Regions from separate parts of the Homo sapiens genome. Here regions 2 and 3 are each linked to region 1. Evidence: chromatin contacts called from ENCODE Hi-C or POLR2A ChIA-PET data. All regions are on one chromosome and are shown on one strand. The core of a region is the stretch at or near the end of the contact, and the rest is flanking DNA. Distances in the headings are between cores, read along the strand shown.

What was found. A loop is a pair of places that touch in the nucleus more often than their neighbours do. ChIA-PET counts read pairs that join two places held with the same protein, here RNA polymerase II (POLR2A). Pooled maps may share reads with other maps.
Region 2: a loop to region 1 is called in a map of heart left ventricle, with 7 times the contacts of the local background. The contact joins two enhancer-like sites. A Hi-C loop is called at or near these places in 2 of 168 maps with a recorded cell type or tissue (endothelial cell of hepatic sinusoid and heart left ventricle) and 1 of 50 pooled maps. POLR2A ChIA-PET finds 5 or more read pairs at or near these places in 2 of 52 experiments (H1 and activated T-cell).
Region 3: POLR2A ChIA-PET joins it to region 1 with 11 read pairs in activated T-cell. The contact joins two enhancer-like sites. A Hi-C loop is called at or near these places in 9 of 168 maps with a recorded cell type or tissue (CD14-positive monocyte, GM12878, IMR-90 and 6 more), 27 of 37 single-sample maps with no recorded cell type and 13 of 50 pooled maps. POLR2A ChIA-PET finds 5 or more read pairs at or near these places in 6 of 52 experiments (AG04450, GM12878, OCI-LY7 and 3 more).

Annotation. Positions count from the first base shown.
Region 1 is chr4:1,837,798-1,841,021 of GRCh38, reverse strand. All of the region lies in intron 3 of LETM1 (leucine zipper and EF-hand containing transmembrane protein 1), which reads left to right. Among named protein-coding and RNA genes, the nearest start is that of LETM1, 17 kb to the left of the region's middle. Within about 2 kb of position 1,526, at least 2 of the 41 ENCODE cell types and tissues checked have a DNase peak (open chromatin) inside an H3K27ac peak, as active enhancers do.
Region 2 is chr4:1,766,383-1,769,606 of GRCh38, reverse strand. No RefSeq gene overlaps it. Among named protein-coding and RNA genes, the nearest start is that of FGFR3, 25 kb to the left of the region's middle. RefSeq lists enhancers at 370-935, 936-1,501, 2,580-3,224. Within about 2 kb of position 1,591, at least 4 of the 41 ENCODE cell types and tissues checked have a DNase peak (open chromatin) inside an H3K27ac peak, as active enhancers do.
Region 3 is chr4:1,906,430-1,909,653 of GRCh38, reverse strand. The region is part of intron 3 of NSD2 (nuclear receptor binding SET domain protein 2); the gene reads right to left. Among named protein-coding and RNA genes, the nearest start is that of NSD2, 37 kb to the right of the region's middle. Within about 2 kb of position 1,698, at least 2 of the 41 ENCODE cell types and tissues checked have a DNase peak (open chromatin) inside an H3K27ac peak, as active enhancers do.

The DNA.
Region 1 (3,224 bases), core at 277-2,776:
AGTGCTTGCTTTCTGTTTGGTAGAGAATAAAAATCGGTAAAACCTATTGCCTAGGAAAAACTTGGTTTACCTGTGTATTTCCTCTACCCTCCACCACAACAGTCATCAACATAGAAGACCACGCAGCAGACACCAGCTGGGTGTCCTCTGATTTAGTTCTGATACTGTCTACCCAGAGATAACATCAGATCCCACAGGGTGAGGGCTCTGTCCCCAAGGTGCCCCCTACCAGTCTCAAGTCCAGGCCTCTCGGAACTTCTGACAGACTGGCTTCAAGTTAGGTTCCCACCACCCCCGCTTCGTTTTTTTTTTATTATTATTATTTTTATATTTATTTGTTTATTTATTTATTTTTTGAGATGGAGTCTCACTGTCGCCCAGGCTGGAGTGCAGTGGTGCGATCTCGGCTCGCTGCAGGCTCCGCCCCCCGGGGTCCACACCATTCTCCTGCCTCAGCCTCCCGAGTAGCTGGCACTACAGGCACCCGCCACCACGCCCGGCTAATTTTTTGTATTTTTAGTAGAGACGGGGTTTCACCGTGTTAGCCAGAATGGTCTTGATCTCCTGACCTCATGATCTGCCCACCTCGGCCTCCCAAAGTGCTGGGATTACAGGCGTGAACCACCGCGCCCAACCTTATTTTTTGAGGCAGAGTCTCACTCTGTTGCCCAGGCCTGAGTGCAGTGGCACAATCTCGGCTCACTGCAACCTCCGCCTCCTGGGTTCAAGTGATTCTCCTGCCTCAGCCACCTGAGTAGCTGGGACTACAGGCATATACCATCACACCCGGCTAATGTTTGTATTTTTAGTAGAGAGGGGTTTCACCGCGTTGGCCAGGCTGCTCTCGAACTCCTGGCCTCAAGTGATCCACCTGCCTTGGCCTCGCAAAGTGCTGGGATTATAGGCGTGGGCCACTGTGCCTGGCCCCCTCTTTGTTTTTAAATTGTTTTGTTTTTGTGGGTACATAGTAGGTATACGTATTTATGGGCTACATGAGGTGTGACACCCACCCCCACCCCTTTGGGTTTGATTAATTTGCTGGAGCGGCTCACAGAACTTAGAGAAACACTTAAATTTATCAGTTTACTATAAAGCATAGTGCAAAGGATGCAGGTCAAGAGACCGTAAGGCAAGGTATGTACGGGGAAGGGGCATGGATCTTCCATGCTTCCCAGGGTGCAACCCCCGGTGAACCTCTACCGTGTTCAGCTTTCTGGAAGCTCCTTGAACCCAGTCCTCTTGGGCATTCCTTCCCTCAGGGAATAGGACGGAACCCTCTTTAGGGAGGGTCTTAAAACCCATAGTCAGGAAGTTGGGAAGATTAGTGACCTGCCTTAGGGCAGGTGAAAGGAGGGTAGAGAGGTCAGAGGCCTGCCCCCAAGGCCTGACACACCTAACATTATCACAAGACTGTAACAAGGGCAGTAGAGCCAGGAACCAATACCTGTCATAACTAACCACACCTATGGAAAGGCGCACCTCGCCACTGAATTGAATTGCAACACCGTCTGCTCCTGCTTCAACTCTTTCCCAGCAGCAGTTTTCAGCACACAGCTCCACCCACTCTCGATGCCTTCACCCTCTTGATGCCTTGCCCTGGCTCTCCACTGCTGTTTCCTGGGAGGGGTCTGCATCTGCACAGGTGCACCTCTGCTGCAGGTGCAGGCCCTTTCTGTCTTAACTGCTTCAACGTCTGTCTGGAGGGGCTGCGCGTGTCCCTCTGGGTGAGTTGTTTTTATTTTTGGGATCCGTGCTTCTGACCCCAAGGTTCCACATCTGCCATCTGTGATAGAACCTGCTCGCTCACCAGTGCCCAGGCTCTCGGGGCTCCTGGTTTGTCCTCTGGTGCACCAGCTCCTGCTGTCCTTCACGGTTCTGAAAAGATTCTCCATTTTCTGTCTTTGTTTCAGGGCTGCAATCTAGATGTTTTCTTTCTATTTTATTCATTCTCTTTTCAGCTGAAGTAATCTTGTTTAATGCAGCCACCAAGGTTTTATTTTCAGTGCCTATGTTTTTAACTCTAGAAGCTCAATTAGTTTATTTTAAATTAATTTTTTAATTTAAAAGAGATGGAATCTCACTTCAGAGGGGTAAACCTTGTGTGATGTAGGTGGTGAGCTAGTTTCTTCAGCACAGATATTGTTTGCTTCTGTGAGAGCCATGGGACACCATGGGCCTCAGAGAGTGCAGCCCTATGTGGGAATCGAGTCCACTCTCTCCCAGGTGCAGCCTCATCTCCTGTCTGCTCCATCCTTTCCTCCCAAGAACACCTCATGGTTTCTAGCTCTTGGGGTTTATATTACGTTTTTGTGGCTCTACTATTTATTTACTTATTTTTATTTTTGAGACAGGTTCTCGCTCCCCCACCCAGGCTGGAGTGCAGTTGCAACCTCATGGCTAACCAAAGCCTCAGCCCTCCCGGGCATAAGGGATCCTCCTACCTCAGCCTCCAGTGTAGCTGGGACCACAGACGCACGCTGTCATGCCAGGCTAATTTTTAAATTTTTCGTAGAGACTGGGTCTCACTATATTGCCAAGGTTGGTCTCAAACTCCTGACCTCAAGCAGTCCTGCTGCCTCGGCCTCCCAAAGTGCTGGGAGGCCTTCCTTTTTAAAGATAATCCTGGCCGGGCGCAGTGGCTCACACCTGTAATCCCAGAACTTTGGGAGGCCGAGGCGGGCCGATCATGAGGTCAAGAGATCGAGACCATCCTGGCCAACACGGTGAAACCCTGTCTCTACTAAAAATACAAAAATTAGCCGGTCGTGGTGGCGGGCGCGTGTAATCCCAACTACTCAGGAGGCTGAGGCAGGAGAATCACTTGAACTCGGGAGGCAGAGGTTGCAGTGAGCCGAGATCGCGCCCACTGCACTGTATCCTGGAGACAGAGTGAGACTCCATCTCAAAAAAATAAAAAGTAAAAAAAAAGATAATCCTGTGCACTGAAATGTGCTCTAAAAGGTTGGGATTTGCAGTTCTGCTTTTGTGTTTACAAACATTTAAGAAGTTATTTTCTTGGTTGGGTGTGGTGGCTCACGCCTGTAATCCAGCACTTTGGGAGGCCAGTGCTGCAGATCACCTGAGGTCAGGAGTTTGAGACCAGCCTGGCCAACATAGTGAAACCCTGTCTCTACCAAAAATATAAAAAAAAATTAGCTAGGCGTGGTGGCGCATGTCTGTAATCCCAGCTACTCTGGAGGCCGAGGCAGGAGAATCGCTTGAAC
Region 2 (3,224 bases), core at 342-2,841, 71 kb after region 1:
GGAGGCCATGGGACCCCCATGGTGGAGCGGCCCCCCCTTGGCCAGTCGCCCCCACATCAACCCTGTCATTACTTGATCGGGTTTCCCGCTGCAAACCCCAGGCTCCTGTGGTTTCTTCAGAGTCACAGGATCCGGCCAGGCCTGTCCTTGTCCTGGCCAGGAGAGCGGAAGCCATGGGGGACTCGGAGGACTCTGCCTTTCCAGAGGCAAGGGGGTCAGAGCTGGCCAAAAACTCCTCCAACCAGCAAAGACGGGGCTCCTGAGCTCAGGGTCATCACCGTGGGGCCTAGGACAGAGGACTCTGGCAGGCGGGACCCACAGAGCCTCTGCCCTGGGCACTGATAGGCTCCAACGGGTGCCCCCTAGAGCCAAGGCCGCCCCCTGAAGCCCCACAGGCCCCACACCTGCCTGAACTGGTCCTGAACTATCTGGGCACAGGGTGGGGGCATCAGGAGACACGGGGCTGTGGGCATGTGGGGGGCAGAGGGGGCCCGCCGATACAGCCCTCCGGGGACTCACTGCAGCCCACCCACACATGCGCTGGGGCAACAGCACCTGTTAGGTGCCCACCTGGTGCCCACCTGCCTAGCCCTGCTGGCCTGCTTGGCCCCACACTCCTCCCAGAACGCAACCCGTGTGGGTGCCAGGCCTGTGGGTGGGGGGCAGGGGACTGTCAATGTTTTACCACCAAACTTCAGAGGCCAACGTGACTCTGGGTGGCAACAGGAATGGGGCCCCCAGCCGGCCCCCCACAGGCCTGCCTGGGTCAGGTTTGGCCACATTTTTTCTCTTGGGAGAGGGCTTGTTGCTTCCTCTGGTGAAGATGTTTACTCTCCTGAGGCCGGGGCGCCTGCTGGGGTGCCTGTGCCTGTGTGTGCCTGCGTGTGCATGTGTGCACGTGTCCCTGTGGCTGGGTTGCTGGAAGCGGGTCCTGGGCGGCAGCGAGGGTCGAGCTGCGCTTGGGGCCAGCATGAGCAGGAAAAGACGGAGGATTAGAGAGGGAAGCCCGGCCCAGGCCATCCCCTGTGGACCGCAGGGCCAGCCACACGCGTGTGGTCCAGGCCAAGACCCCTGCCCTAGGCCCCTGCAGGGCTGGGCAGATGTGCAGAGCCCCTGGGCTCCTGGGCCAGCAATTACCCTAAATAGGCGGCCCTGGAGACGGCGGGGCCAGGTGAGAACGGGCGAGTACACCCTTGGTGTTGGGGCTGAGGTCAAGTTCCCCCTCCACACCTGCTGTAGGGTGACCTTGGGCTGCCTCACTGCACCTCATTTTCCCACCTGTAAAATGAGGGTAATAACAACACCTTTTTGTAATGTAATCTGGGTCAGGTGTCCCGGGATAGGGCCGGGCGTTCAGACAGCGCTCCGCATATGTGAGAGGGCCGGAGCTCTGTCTGGGAACAGCGACATCTCATGAGCAGCCTCCCCTCTGGCCCCAGAGCCCAGAAACTACTTTGAGAGAAAAGGATGAGGCCAGGTGGGGGGTGGGGAAGGGGTGCTAACCTGCCTATGGAACCTTGGAGCCAGGGCTTCCAGGAGGACGGGAGGCGTGCAGGGACCCAGCGACCTGGGGCTGAGCTCAGGAAACTCCCGCTGGCTGCCGGGAGGAGGCGGTGCTGGGGTTGCGAAGAAGGGCTGGAAGCCGGGGCCTGGGGTGGGGGTGGAAGGCGGGGTGGGCCGGGGTGGGGGCGGCGGCCGTGACCTAGCGGGGGCACCACCCCTCCCACCTGGAGAACACCCTTGGGTCTCTCCGAAGGGCACGACGGTACGGGCCGCCCCAGCTCTGCACAAAGGGCAGCTCCGGGCCGCTGCTGGCGGAGCGGGGTCGGGAGCGGGGCGCGGGGCGCGGGGCGGGGGGCTCCGGCCGGCGCGGGCGTGGCGGGCGGAAGGGGCTCCCCGGGCGCCGCTCAAAGGCCGCTAATGTTCGCTAATCCCGGCCTTTCAGGCGGCTGCGGCCCGAGCTGTTGGCCCAACAACAGGCGGCTGAAAGGGGAGCGCGGGGCGCTGGGGGCCGCTGCCCCCGCCGGCCCCGCCCCCGACCCGGCGGCCTCGCGCCCGGGACCCCAGCCCTCGGCGCCCGGAGGGTCCGCGCGCGCCTCCCGGTGGGGACACCGAGGCCGGGAGCGGCCGGGCGAGCGGGGCAGAGCGGAGGGGGGAAGGAGGGAGAGGGAGGGGGAGGAGGGGAGGGAGGGGCAGGAGGGGAGGGAGGGGCAGGAGGGGAGGGAGGGGCAGGAGGGGAGGGAGGGAGGAGGGGAGACCCGCCCCCTCAGGCTGCGCCGTGGTTCCCAGGCCGGGAGGGGCGCGGGGGCCCCCTGGTCGCAGACGGGCCGGGCCCCTCTGGAGCGTGACCCCGGCTTTCAGCGCCGCCCCTGGCCCGGCCCCAGCGCCTCGTTAGGGATTTAATTAAGGAGCCGCCGGGGATTTGCATAATCTCCGAGCCGCGCGGGGAGCCCCGGAGGCGGGCGGGCGGAGGGGGCGGTGGGGCCGGGCGCGCCTCTGGGCTTGGGTCTCCCAGTCGGGGCCGCAGGGGCCGGAGCAGACGAGGGACCACCGCGGGCAGGAAGCACCCTTTGTGCCACCGCCGGCCCTGGAACTCCCCGTCGGAGCCGGAGGGTCCCCTCCACGGCCGACTGGCCTCGCGGACCCAGCTGGACGGGACAGGGCTCCCCGGGGGGCCGCGCTCACCCCACCCCCCCTTCCCCCGGCAAACAGCAAAGGCAAACATTCCAGCCGCGCCCGCCGGAGCCAGGAGGGTGAGGGCAGGCGGCCGACCCCTGCCAGTGGCAGGACATCCCCCTACAGCCCTGGTCTGAAGAGGGCAGGGACCAGGCTCTGGCTGGAGCTTCTGTGCTGACCCCTGAGGCGGGGATGGCCGGAGACCCGTCCTCGGACCCTGGACTGGAGAGGAGGTGGGGGAGGGGCCTCGGGCGACCTGCTGAAGGGCCCTGTGGCTGTGGCTGAGCGCGGGTCACTAAGGCCCGAACTGGGTGGGTGAACCCTGCTTTCGCAGCCGCCCACAGGGCCCCTGCCTCTACAGGCAGTCCAGATGGAAGACAGGGTCCCAGGCCTAGAAGGGGGGGCACGTCCCTGCCCCTCCCCTCCCTCCTCGACTGGCACCTCAGAGCTGGGAAGTGCATGACAATGTGGCCTTGGGAGGGTTGCCGGGACTCAGCAGGAGGCGTTGCAGGCCTGGGCCATCCTCTGGGCCTCCGCCATGGCCCCAG
Region 3 (3,224 bases), core at 449-2,948, 68 kb before region 1:
AAAGAAAAAAAAAAAGGATAGGAATAGAGGATAGAAAAATATAAAAGTACTGGCTTCACAGGACCCATGCTCAGCCCACTCCACGGCAGGAGCTATCTCTTCTTCACATCCCTGTCCTTCCAAAACAACGACACTCACCACTCACTGTCTCATTCTCATCATGGGGTGCTGCAGGCCAAGTGTTGGAGAATCAAAAATGGACCCAAGAGCTCCACTTGGAGCAAGGGCTCAGCACTGCTTGGAGACCTACTGCACAGAGTTTCCCTTGCAAACTCTGTCTCCCAGAGCAATGAACACAACCAGCGACCAGACCTGGGCTCCTACATACTATTCTGTACTCAAAGAACCTAGGCCTTCTCTGAGAAACGGCTGATGCTAGGGTTGGGGGGGGTGGTGGGAAAAACAGTACAAGATGAGCCTGGAACATCTTGTTGTACCAGAACGTAAAGAGGTGCTCAAGGGCTGACGGGGACATGTCAAAGGCATACAACTTAAAGGAACTTAATAGAACTCCCACTGGTCAAATTTGGGACAATGTGAGGATTTAAGAAAATAAGAACTAAAATATATAACTCTTTTTTTTTTAGGGAGGAGCTCATTTTCATAGAAAAATGACAACTAAAATGTAGAAAGTGCAATAATAGCCAGTTACCATTTAACAAGTCCATGATGAATCATCAAGGACTGCTAAAGCCGTGGCTGCTGGGGACAGGTATGGTGGCTCACACTTGTAATCCCAACAATTTGGGAGGCCAAGGCAGGAAGAAGATGACCTGAGCCCAGGAGTTTGAGCCTGGAGTGAGCTATGATTGTGCCACTGTACTCTAGCCTGGACAGAGCAACAGAGCCAAGACCCTATCTCAAAACAACAACAACAAAAGCTACACTGTTGGGACAGACTACAAGCACAGCCCACAGGTCCCTCATTAGTGACAATGGGGACCTGTGCCTTTCCACAGAGAGCTCTGGTGGTCATCGCCTACCAGGGGTGGGTCAGCTGACACATAAGCTCCTCCTGATGTGGTCTGACTAGCACTCTGTCCTTCCCTCACTTCTCTTTGTTCTGCTCACTTCCTTTGACCCCTTTTCTTTTAAGATTATCTGAATCTCCTTTCAGTTGGAGGGTTATCTACCCAGGCTTGACTCCTTCTGAACTGCTTTTCAAATGTACAGTATCTTTTATACTCTAATGCCTTCACACACACAAAAAAGTATATTATCAGTCTTCTGAAGTAGGTTTGCTTGTGCCTCCTACTCTACATCCCACAATAATTCCTAGAGAAGCCGACTGCTGAGGTGAGGCAGGCCACTGCCCAGCCTATGCTGGTGCAGGACACTCCCTTCTTCTGTACACAGATCTTTAGTAAAGGGCCAAAGCTACCTTTCAAGGTTCCAACTGTGAGATCCAACCTGGCCTTTCTGACCTAGGTCTGATCATGAGAAAGCTAAAGCAGTCATGAGGAATTGGGGATTGGGAGTGCTGTTCTAGACTAGCAGAAGCTAAAGAGGCACAACCACCAGATGCCGAGTATGCATCTCAACCCTGAAGTACAGAAAAAGACAGGTAGGGGCCTGCTGGGGACACGCCCTACACCTGCTCTTAGCACAGCAACAGATCTTGTTACTGATGTGATGTTTCCCGAAATGCGGCTGGTGCTGAGTCAATAAGGAAACTGTCCTTGTTCTGACGTATTTGGGGGTAACAGTGCCACGAAAGCTACCAGCCATCATGCAACAAAAGAGATGGAGGCTAGGCACAGTGACTCATGCCTGTAATCCCATTGGGAGGCCAAGGTGGGTGGATCACAAGGTCAAGAGATCAAGATCATCCTGGCCAACATGGTGAAACCCCATTTGTACTAAAAATACAAAAATTAGCTGGGTGTGGTGGCGTGCACCTGTAGTCCCACCTACTTGGGAGACTGAGGCAGGAGAATTGCTTGAACCCAGGAGGCAGAGGTTGCCAAAATCGTGCCACTGCACTCCAGCCTGGCAACAGAGTGAGACTGTGTCACAAAAAAAAAAAAAAAAAAAAAAAGAGATTCAACAGGTAGAACAAGATGTTTCAAGGTGGAGAATCTAGATGAGGGGATAGGTGTCTGCTGTGCTGTTTTACTTTGACTTGAAAGTTTTTAAAATAGATTAAAAAAATAGATCAAATATTTCACACATACACAAAAAAAGCTAGAATCCAAGTATACCCATTTGGCATTATGTTTTGAAAACTGAGGGAATACCTGAGGACATGAAAACACTTAAAAACAGATACAAAAGTATTAAAATTAACCAAACACTAGGTGGCTGCAGGGTTAATAACTGGTCAAACATGAAGGTTTTCAGGAAGCAGCTATAGAAGAAACCAGGGGAATGGGAGTTGAAACAATAAAAACTCAGGTTTTAAAAGTAAAAGTGAGGATAATGACAATTGCTAATACGAGCATCCGGTGGTCACTGCATTAAGACCTTTCCATGAAGGTGATGGTATCATCTTCCTCATTTTCATATACAGGGAAACTGAAGCTTAGCGAGATTAAGTTCATTATCAAGATCAGCCAGCTAACTAGACCCTGGCAGGCTGATTCCTGAGTCCCAGCCTCAACCGCAGAGAGTAACACAACGGTGCCATAAGCACAAGAGTGAAAGCACTTAGCCACAGTGCAAGGTCCCGGAGTCAAGCAAAGAAAGAGAGATGAGGCCGGGCACGGTGGCTCACGCCTGTAATCCCAGCACTTTGGGAGGCCGAGGTGGGCAGATCACTTGAGGTCAGAGGTTTGAGACCAGCCTGGCCAATATGGTGAAACCCCATCTCTACTAAAAATACAAAAATTAGCCAGGCATAGTGGCACACACCTATAATCCCAGCTACTCAGGAAGCTGAGACACAAGAATTCCTTGAACCCAGGAAGCAGAGGTTGCAGTGAGCTGAGATCGCGCCAGTGCACTCTAGCCTGGGAGACAGAGTGAAACTGTGTCTCAAAAAAAAAAAAAAAAAAAAAAAAGAGAGAGAGAGAGAAGTAAAAATGGCAGTATATCTGAATGTCAGAGAAGCTGTTGCAGACTACAGGAATTACTTAACTCCAAGGCAGGGAAAAGATGCAATGATATATAAGTTGGGCTGCGGCACTGTGGCTCATTTCTGTAATCCCAGCACTTTGGGAGGCCGAGGCAAGCGGATCACTGGGGCCCAGGAGTTTGAGACCAACTGGGCAACATGGTGAAACCCC